Linked DNA regions of Homo sapiens: all the other regions are linked to region 1. Evidence: chromatin contacts called from ENCODE Hi-C data. All regions are on one chromosome and are shown on one strand. The core of a region is the stretch at or near the end of the contact, and the rest is flanking DNA. Distances in the headings are between cores, read along the strand shown.

What was found. Hi-C counts contacts between places; a loop is a spot of excess contacts on that map. Pooled maps may share reads with other maps.
Region 2: a loop to region 1 is called in a map of B cell, with 29 times the contacts of the local background. The contact joins the enhancer-like site here to the promoter of PIK3CG in region 1. A Hi-C loop is called at or near these places in 1 of 168 maps with a recorded cell type or tissue (B cell), 6 of 37 single-sample maps with no recorded cell type and 4 of 50 pooled maps.
Region 3: a loop to region 1 is called in a map of OCI-LY7, with 4 times the contacts of the local background. The contact joins the enhancer-like site here to the promoter of PIK3CG in region 1. A Hi-C loop is called at or near these places in 1 of 168 maps with a recorded cell type or tissue (OCI-LY7), 7 of 37 single-sample maps with no recorded cell type and 6 of 50 pooled maps.

Annotation. Positions count from the first base shown.
Region 1 is chr7:106,863,839-106,866,538 of GRCh38, reverse strand. It overlaps PIK3CG (phosphatidylinositol-4,5-bisphosphate 3-kinase catalytic subunit gamma), which reads right to left and starts at 1,257. Exons shown (of 11, transcript NM_001282426.2): 1 at 1,113-1,257. RefSeq lists an enhancer at 1,086-1,185.
Region 2 is chr7:107,637,426-107,640,125 of GRCh38, reverse strand. No RefSeq gene overlaps it. Among named protein-coding and RNA genes, the nearest start is that of SLC26A4, 22 kb to the left of the region's middle. RefSeq lists an enhancer at 1,409-1,558. Within about 2 kb of position 1,370, at least 3 of the 41 ENCODE cell types and tissues checked have a DNase peak (open chromatin) inside an H3K27ac peak, as active enhancers do; they include B cell, where a contact is called at or near this core.
Region 3 is chr7:106,056,787-106,059,486 of GRCh38, reverse strand. No RefSeq gene overlaps it. Among named protein-coding and RNA genes, the nearest start is that of SYPL1, 54 kb to the left of the region's middle. RefSeq lists a silencer at 263-382 and enhancers at 723-822, 853-1,012, 696-1,247, 2,093-2,142, 2,653-2,700. Within about 2 kb of position 1,411, at least 17 of the 41 ENCODE cell types and tissues checked have a DNase peak (open chromatin) inside an H3K27ac peak, as active enhancers do; they include OCI-LY7, where a contact is called at or near this core.

The sequences.
Region 1 (2,700 bases), core at 8-2,507:
TTAAGACCCCCAATCATTTAACTTCTTTTTTGCTCTAATATTTTCATTTTTGTAACACAAATTCACAAATTTATTCTCATTAACCTACTCACTCTTTCCACAAAATTCAGTAAGTACCTACCCTTCACAAAGCACTTATGTATAAATAGGACATACTGCAATAGGAAATCCTTCAAATAATAATTGAAATTTGAAAGGTATTAACACTGAAAGATTAGGTATTTTGCTTTCAATGTTTAGTATCACTACATTGTAATACATTATATTCTAAACGAATCAATTATTGAAACAAAAAATTAATGTTTCAGAAAATATCGTTTACTCTCTTAAATAACTAATGTTAGACTTAAAACTACATTATTTCCTTAAGAAATAGTGGAGCATTTGATGTATACCAAAAAGGAGAGCTTGATAAGAAGATAAGAAAGACAAATTTCATTTGATCCAAACTTATGTTCAAATCTTGGCTTAACTTTTAAAACCAATATTCCCTCTCTTAAAATATGAAGTTATACTTAGTAAGTGAAACCAACTGTCCCAAAGAACTGTCTCTTGTGGCTTAAAACATTCATTTTGGTCTTTTGCTACATTATAGAATAACTAACAAAGAAGAGAACTGTAAGATACATTGATATTGACACTAACTTGAAATAAAACATGTCCAAATTTAGGCAGCATATAAATACACAGCAATAACTTCTGCCTCAGTGATACCAAACGATCTTATAAGATGCAGAGGAAAACAGGCTGACTAATACTCACTGGTTTCCTTCATGGTTGAGGCTATGAAGCTTTCCCCTTTTATGAGAAGATGTTGGAAACACTGTAAGTACAGTAATCTTGAAGCATGCACTTGTAGGAATATGAAGCCTGGCTGCCGTGCCCTCCCTTTTCCTCCCAAAACAAAAACAAAAATGTGATGCACCTGCAAAACTATTGCCGGAACGTTGTAGATATCCACAATACAGGTTGGACTAGACAATGAAACACAGACATTCGGTGGTAGTATCATCTCAAGAACCGACAACAGTTTCAGATAATCTAGCCGAGAAGGAAGTGCCACTATTCCGAGTCAGACCCCACAAAGAGCAAAAAATAGAAGGAAGCAATACCTGATAAAGCAGCGGAGGCGATGATGCTGAAGGATCATTTGTTTAATTTTTGAAAACAAAACAAATTCAAACCTACCCAGTGTGCGTCTAAATTCTTCCGCTTTTCTGGGGCTCCCTTCATATCCAGATGCAGAGGAAGTGTTGCAGTTACCAGGAAGGAAGTTTTAACCAAGTTGATTATACGTGTGATTGCTCATTTTAAAAGTGTCAGAAATGCATTTCCTGTTTTAGCATAGAGAGGGTAGGAGTATGAGACTGAGCAATGTTTACCATGGTTTTTCTTTTCTTTTTTTTTTCTCTTTGAACTAATTTTTCAAAAATTGTGATACTGAGACAAAATGACATAAATCCAAACCAAAATTACCCATTATGAGACATAAACATATGAAATATCTTTGTAGCTAGTTCTAAGAGCCACAGTATTAGGTATCCTATTAGGAAGACTTTTACCAGTCAAATTAAACTCATTCCCCTCCTGGGAATTCAAAAGAATCCTTGTTCGCACATGCTAACTGAGGGGTGGGGGAAGAGAAACCTAGTCATCTTGAGGACTAAGTTATCAAGCTGAAAATTTTTAAAGGCATGGTCTGCAAGCTCACTTCCTTAGCTTGGTGAGAGCTTTCTCTATTTTTTCAGAGCATTTGGGGCCTAAAATATCACTGGCTCAAACTGAAAGCACTGCAGCATGTGCATGTGTGTATATAAATGTGACATACTGCAGTAAGTAACCCTTCAAATAATGGTTGAAATGCTAAAAGTATTAAAATTGAAAGATGAATAAAAAGGTATTTTGATTTTAATACTAAGTACCACTACATTGTAACACATTATATTCCAAACAAGGATCAACTATTGAAACAAAAATTAATGCTTCAGAAAATATCCTGTGTTGAGGATGGAGCCTTACTGTCAGCAATGACTGATTAATTAACTGTAGACAAAACAGAAGGAGGTTGCCTGTTATCATGGGGAAATTGGGGAGCTGAACACTGTTACAGCATCAGGCAGATTCCATCCTGGGAGGTGGCCCCTGATTCCTATGGGAGTAGAGAATGCATAGAAAAGCCATCCTGAATCATTTTTAGAGTAGCGTTGTATCTTCCAGGTGACCTCAGTTCTTTCTAGAACCTCCAAGCATCCTGAACCAGCGCCCCCTCCCTCCATCTCAGAATTCCCTATGCTAGAGTTCATCCTCCAATCGGGGTGTTGAGGGACTCCAGCTGAGCTTCAAGGGCAGCAGATAGAATGGAGTTGACCTCACAAGTCTCTTGGAGGTATGTAATTAAGAGTTCCTCTGAATTACTCTGATATTGAGATAAATGATTGATTTGACTTATTTCCTTTTACATATGCCTCTTGGGTTTTAACTTTTAAATAGCACTCTAATAGTTGACATCAGCAGGCAAATAATTTAATTCAAAGGCTGCCTCCCAAATATTTAGAGGGGTCTTATCAGCTTCTCAAAGTATATTCCTATATAGGAATACTCCCTTAGGAGGCTGGCAGCTTTAGAAGCACCAAGGCTAGCTTTCTTGGTTGGTCCTGAGGGAAGATCAACACACTGTAGCCACCAAGCCATGATGTGAGA
Region 2 (2,700 bases), core at 121-2,620, 770 kb before region 1:
GATGAGGAAGAGATGGGGAATAAAGAGTTGGGGAAGCAGAAGGAGGAGTAAAAGATTTGGCAGTTTTTTTTTTTTTTAATTTAGAAATGGTTTTAGAGGGCTTTTAATTTTCTTCCTGTAGAGGAAGAACTTTGTCAGAGCGCTTTTCAGATGCTTCTAAGTACTGTTAGAAGTAACTCTCCCAATTATTTTCTTTAATTTTAGAAATAGCTTTTTCTAATTGTGCACATAAATAAGCTAATTTAGGTATTTCAAAGATAGCCCACTTTGGTCATTGTTGTTTGGGGTCTTCATGGGTTAAGAAAGACAACTTTTCTAGATATTGACTGGAGGTTGCACCACAATATTATACAGGAATCCAGCTGGAATTTCTAAAGGTGGATCTCTCCTTAAAAAGGAAGACTCAGTTTTAGATGGATGATTGCCCATAATTTGGATTCTCTTTTTAAGTGATCAAAGATGAAATGGGAAAGATGTTTTTGATCTGGTATGTTGCTTAATGGGGATTATTCCTTGAGGTGACACCAGTGAATCACTTCTCTCTTCTTCCCTGTCTTGGTGAAAGCCAGGAATCCTGGGCACTTAAGGCACTAGAAGATCAGCCCTTCATATGTGCCCACCAGGTTAAGCAAGATTTCCTGTGTGTTCTTCTTTGAGAACTCCCTACAGTACTATTGCATGTTAAGAGTAATGAGTTCAGACACTCCCGCAAGACCTTATTAGCCTAAGATGCCTTTTGGCCAGGAGAAACAGTGTCCCTTATCTTTGGTACTTATCTTCATCCTCATAGAAAGCTTTTCTCTCTTTCTTTCTTTTTCTTTCTTTCTCTTTCTTTCTTTCTTTCTTTCCTTCTTTCTTTCTTTCTCTCTTTCTTTCTTTTCTTTTCTTTTTTTTCCTTCCTTCCTTCTTTCTTTCTTTCTTTCTTTTTTTTTTTTTTTTTTTTGGCGGAGTCTCACTTTGTCACCCAGGCTGGAGTGCAATGGTATGATCTTGGCTCACTGCAACCTCTGTTTCCCAAATTCAAGTGATTCTCCTGCCTCAGCCTCTTGAGTAGCTGGGATTACAGGCACATGTCACCACACCCGGCTAATATTTTGTATTTTTTGGTAAAGACAGAGTTTCATCATGTTGACCAGGCTGTTCTTGAATGCCTGGCCTCAAGTGATCTGCCTGCCTAGGGCTCCAAAAGAGCTGGGTTTACAGGCATGAGCCACCGCACCTGGCCATCCTCATAGAAAGTTTTTCTTTTTGGTCACTCAGAAACAAACAAAACAACTTTAGATATGTCAAATGAACCAAGCTTCAGAGTTTAGCCAGGTTTTTTTCTTTTATGCAAATTTTGCTTAAGCCACATTCACTTCCTCTTTTCAGAGAGAGAAACTTTCTTTCCCTGACCAAAATTCAAATGAGAGAAAAAGCTGTACAAATGTTAATGAGCAGTTACAAATAACACTTAACCTTAGAGAAAAGTGAAAACCACAAATCTGTGAACAGAAGAATATCTAGAGAACAGACAAAAACTCTTACCTTAAAGTAGAGCTTCAATTCCAGCTCCATCAAGTGTGGAATTGGGTCACTTGAGTAAAGTCTGATTCTCAACCCAAATCAGGGAGATTCAAAACCTGAGAGGGTCTTCACCGGAGACCCTCTGCTGGCTCCAGTGAAGCCAAGTGAATGAAAACTGTTCATGCTGGTACCAGGATCCTAACTGTGGGCAATGCAGTGGGGAATCAACAGAGGCTTGCTTTAGGTCCTTTCATGGTTGCCAAAATGTCAACTTGAAATAAGCGTCAGAATCTAGTTTGACTTGAAGAGAGTTTATTTTGAATTTTGAAGAGAGTTTATTCAAGTACAAAGTTTGAAGATGGCCTGGGAGACAGATTCCAAAGAATGGAAGTCAGCACTTTGAAGTGTAGAAGTTTGAGGTCACTTAACATAGATAAGGTTTAGAAAGCTTAACAGAATTTCAATATTTTTCTGTATATGGCTGAATGTATAGTTACAGTAATCCAATTAGACAAGGTAATATTTTTCTTTTCAGGAAAGGTCTATTTAACATTCCACACTGAAGATATAAAATTTGGGAGGTAATTAGTGCTACCTTAACTGAGTTAGGTACTGATAGGGTTTGGTTCTGTGTCCCCACCCAAATCTCATAGTGAATTATAATCCCCATAATCCCCATGTATCAAGGGAGGAAACTAGTGGGAAGTGATTGGATCATGGGGGCAGTTTCCCCAATGATGTTCTTGTGATAGTGAGTGAGTTCTCATGAGATCTGATGGTTTTATAAGGGGCTCTTTCCCTTTCATACACTCTCTCTCTCTCTCTCTCTCTCGTCTGCCACCATGTAAGATGTGCCTGCTTCTCTTCTACCATGATTATAAGTTTCCTGAGGCCTCCCCAGCCATGTGGAACTGTGAGTCAATTAAACCTCTTTTCTTTATAAATTACCCAGTCTTGGGCAATTCTTTATAATGGGTGAAAACAGACTAATACAGGTACAAAAAAGGAGGCAGTTAATCTATCACAAAGATCAGTGATTAGAAGGAGGTCTGGTCTCTTGTCTCTCCTCATAATTTACAGAAGAAGAACACTGAAGAAGAGAGTTAATCTATAATCTAAGGAGCAGAAATTACAACTCCATGCTCCATGGCTGAGATCACAGTCACATCTCTCAAGACTTAATGTGTTCTCTGG
Region 3 (2,700 bases), core at 162-2,661, 810 kb after region 1:
CAGCTTGTGGCTTATCTTCTGAGTTTCTTTAAAATACCTGTGATGAACCAAGGTTCTTAAATTTAACGTGGTTGAAATCATGAATCTTTCTTTTTTATGATTTGTGATTTTTTGGTGTGTTATTTTTAAGAAATTCTTCCTCACTCCAAGATCAAAGAGATATTCACTTCCATTTTCTGCTGGTCAGATATCCCACCCACAGGGATGCTGCTGTTGTTTGGGGACCTGTGCCCAAGGCAAGGATGGGCAGACCCCAAACCTGACATGCTGTCCCCAGATGCCAGGAGGACCACATGTCAGGGCCTGCACAACCTTAGGGTGCCTTTCCTGTAAACCAGCCCCCAGACGTCACTGGGTACAAGCTAGTGCTCCTAATCTACCCCCTACCCGTACTTCGGCCAACACAAAAGGTGCCAGTGAGCCTGAAGCCATAAGATCCATGTGGCAGATTTGAGGGCCCCAGATGCTGTATTCAACTGGGGGTACTCAAAATACTGTGATCAGCACAGATCTGTCTGCTCACCACATGCCAGGATCTGCCAGGGACCATCTCACAGCTAATGATAAATCCTCCTGTCAGGGCCACAAAGCAGGGCTTTGTGTCACTGTGTTAGCCCGCATCGTCCCAGGGCAGGGCTCCAGGCTGAGCTGGTCAGCCCAGGCCACTGCAGACAATGGAGCCACAGTGGGGCAGGGCTTGCAATGGAAGTCAGTATGGAGGATGGTGACAAGAAGCAAACACCCTGACAGCAGCCAGGCCCATGCACGCCTCCCCGAGGAGGGAGGACAGGGCGGGGCAGGCTCTGCAGAGTCAACGGGCAACTTGAATCTTGCAGCATCTGGCTAGCACCCAGGCAGGCTCCACAGATGCCCGCCTGGGCCTGATTTTCCTGTTCTCAGTCTCCCACGTCTGCCAGGAGGCCTTGATAAATATTCAATAGCTCTGGCCTCAGAGCCTGTGTCTGGAGGACATTCTTAGGCAGTGAACTGGAGACAAGCTGAGAGGAGGCCTTTAAAGGAGCCCCAAACCTCAGCCTCTCCTTTCTGCTCGGGGTTTGGTTTTAAAGAGTCCCAGGGGAGCCACCCACCTGCAGGCCTGACCCCCTGAGGTCGATACGCGGGTTCCCTGAGCCCAGCTCTCAGGGAAGAAAAAGGCAGAATTCAGGCTGCTAGAGCAGCCGGGATAAGAGAAGTGATGCTGGCAAATGTGGTATTTAATGGATATTTTAAAACACCAATAGCAAATACAGTCATTTCTGGGACTTTTTTTTAGAAGATGCTGAATTAAAAATTTGCATCTTCCCTCATTCTTGATCTCCTTCTGCAGTTCCACTTGAGCAACCCCACAGGCTCCAGTCTCACTTCTGCTCACACCCTCCACCTGCTGCCCACGCAGCTTCCTGTCCTGCCCCCACCGCGCCCCCTGCGCCGTCCCAGCTCACCTGTTGGCCATCAGACATCACTCACGACCCCTCCCTTTCACCAGACTGTGGCTCCCACCATTTTGATTATGAAGTTTCTCATTTAGCTCAAAATATCTGACAGACTCCCTGCCCCATTCATTATATTGGACACATAGAGTCGAATATATATTAAACTTCAATTAGATCAATTCTATATTAGACTTCTATAAAACATCCAGTGGGTGAGAAACTATATAATGATCAAAGTGACTGCAAATTCAGTAACCACATTGTGCAATCATATTTTACTTATCACAGAAACATCCAGGCACCTTTGAGAACCAACAGGACGTTCATGTGCAGAAGATGTGATTTCTTCAATCTAAAGACAGTGGAGAGAGGGGTGTGTGCGTGTGTGCACGGGTGCACGTATGCAAATTTGCTGGCCCCTCACAAAAGCTCTAGTTTCTGGAAGGAGAGCCCGAGTGTCCTCAGGCCCAGCGGTTCCAAGCATTACTGGGTGCCTCCACTGAGATAGCAAAGGACTCACAGGTCTCCAGGCACCTGGTAATAATGTGGAATTGGCCGGGGCTGCCTGTTGCTGAGGAAGTTCTTGTCAAGTCTGGCCTTGGTGGGAGCACCAGTGGTAGTCAGAGGTTCTTCACCTTTTTTGGGTCATAGACCCCTTGGAGTGAAAATGTTGGAGGTTTCTCCTGAAAAGCACACTGCAATTCAGGGGATCCCCTGGGTCCTGGAGTCCATGCATAGGCATCATGGACCCCACATGGAAACCTCCCTGATTGAGAGGTCTCGAAAGCTTTTCCAGTCCTAAGAGTACAGTTTCTAATTTGCTGGAGTCGGCTGGACTTTCATTCCCTGGCAGAGCCATTTTGGAGGATAAGAAGATGTGTCTTCTCTACCACCGCACATGCGGTCCACAGTGACTGAGGGGAGTGTCACGGTGCCACCTTGTGCTTCTGTCCTGAAACTGCACCTTCTCTGGGGCCCATGCTCAGGTCCACACTGCCCACCTCTCACTCCATGAGCCTCACTCCCTACCACTCTCCCACCTTCTTACTCTGACCAAGCCACATGGACTCCTGACGTCCCTGCCTTGGGGGCCTTTGCACTGACTGTTCCCCCTGCCTGAAGTCTGGGTTTAAAGCCGTATACACAAGTGCAGTTTGTACAGTCATATCATGAACCAAGAAAAAAAGCAAATGTTTATGAAGATGCCTTTATTTTCACTTGGCCTAAAGCGAGAAAGTATCACATGAGTATATAAAAGAATTTTTTA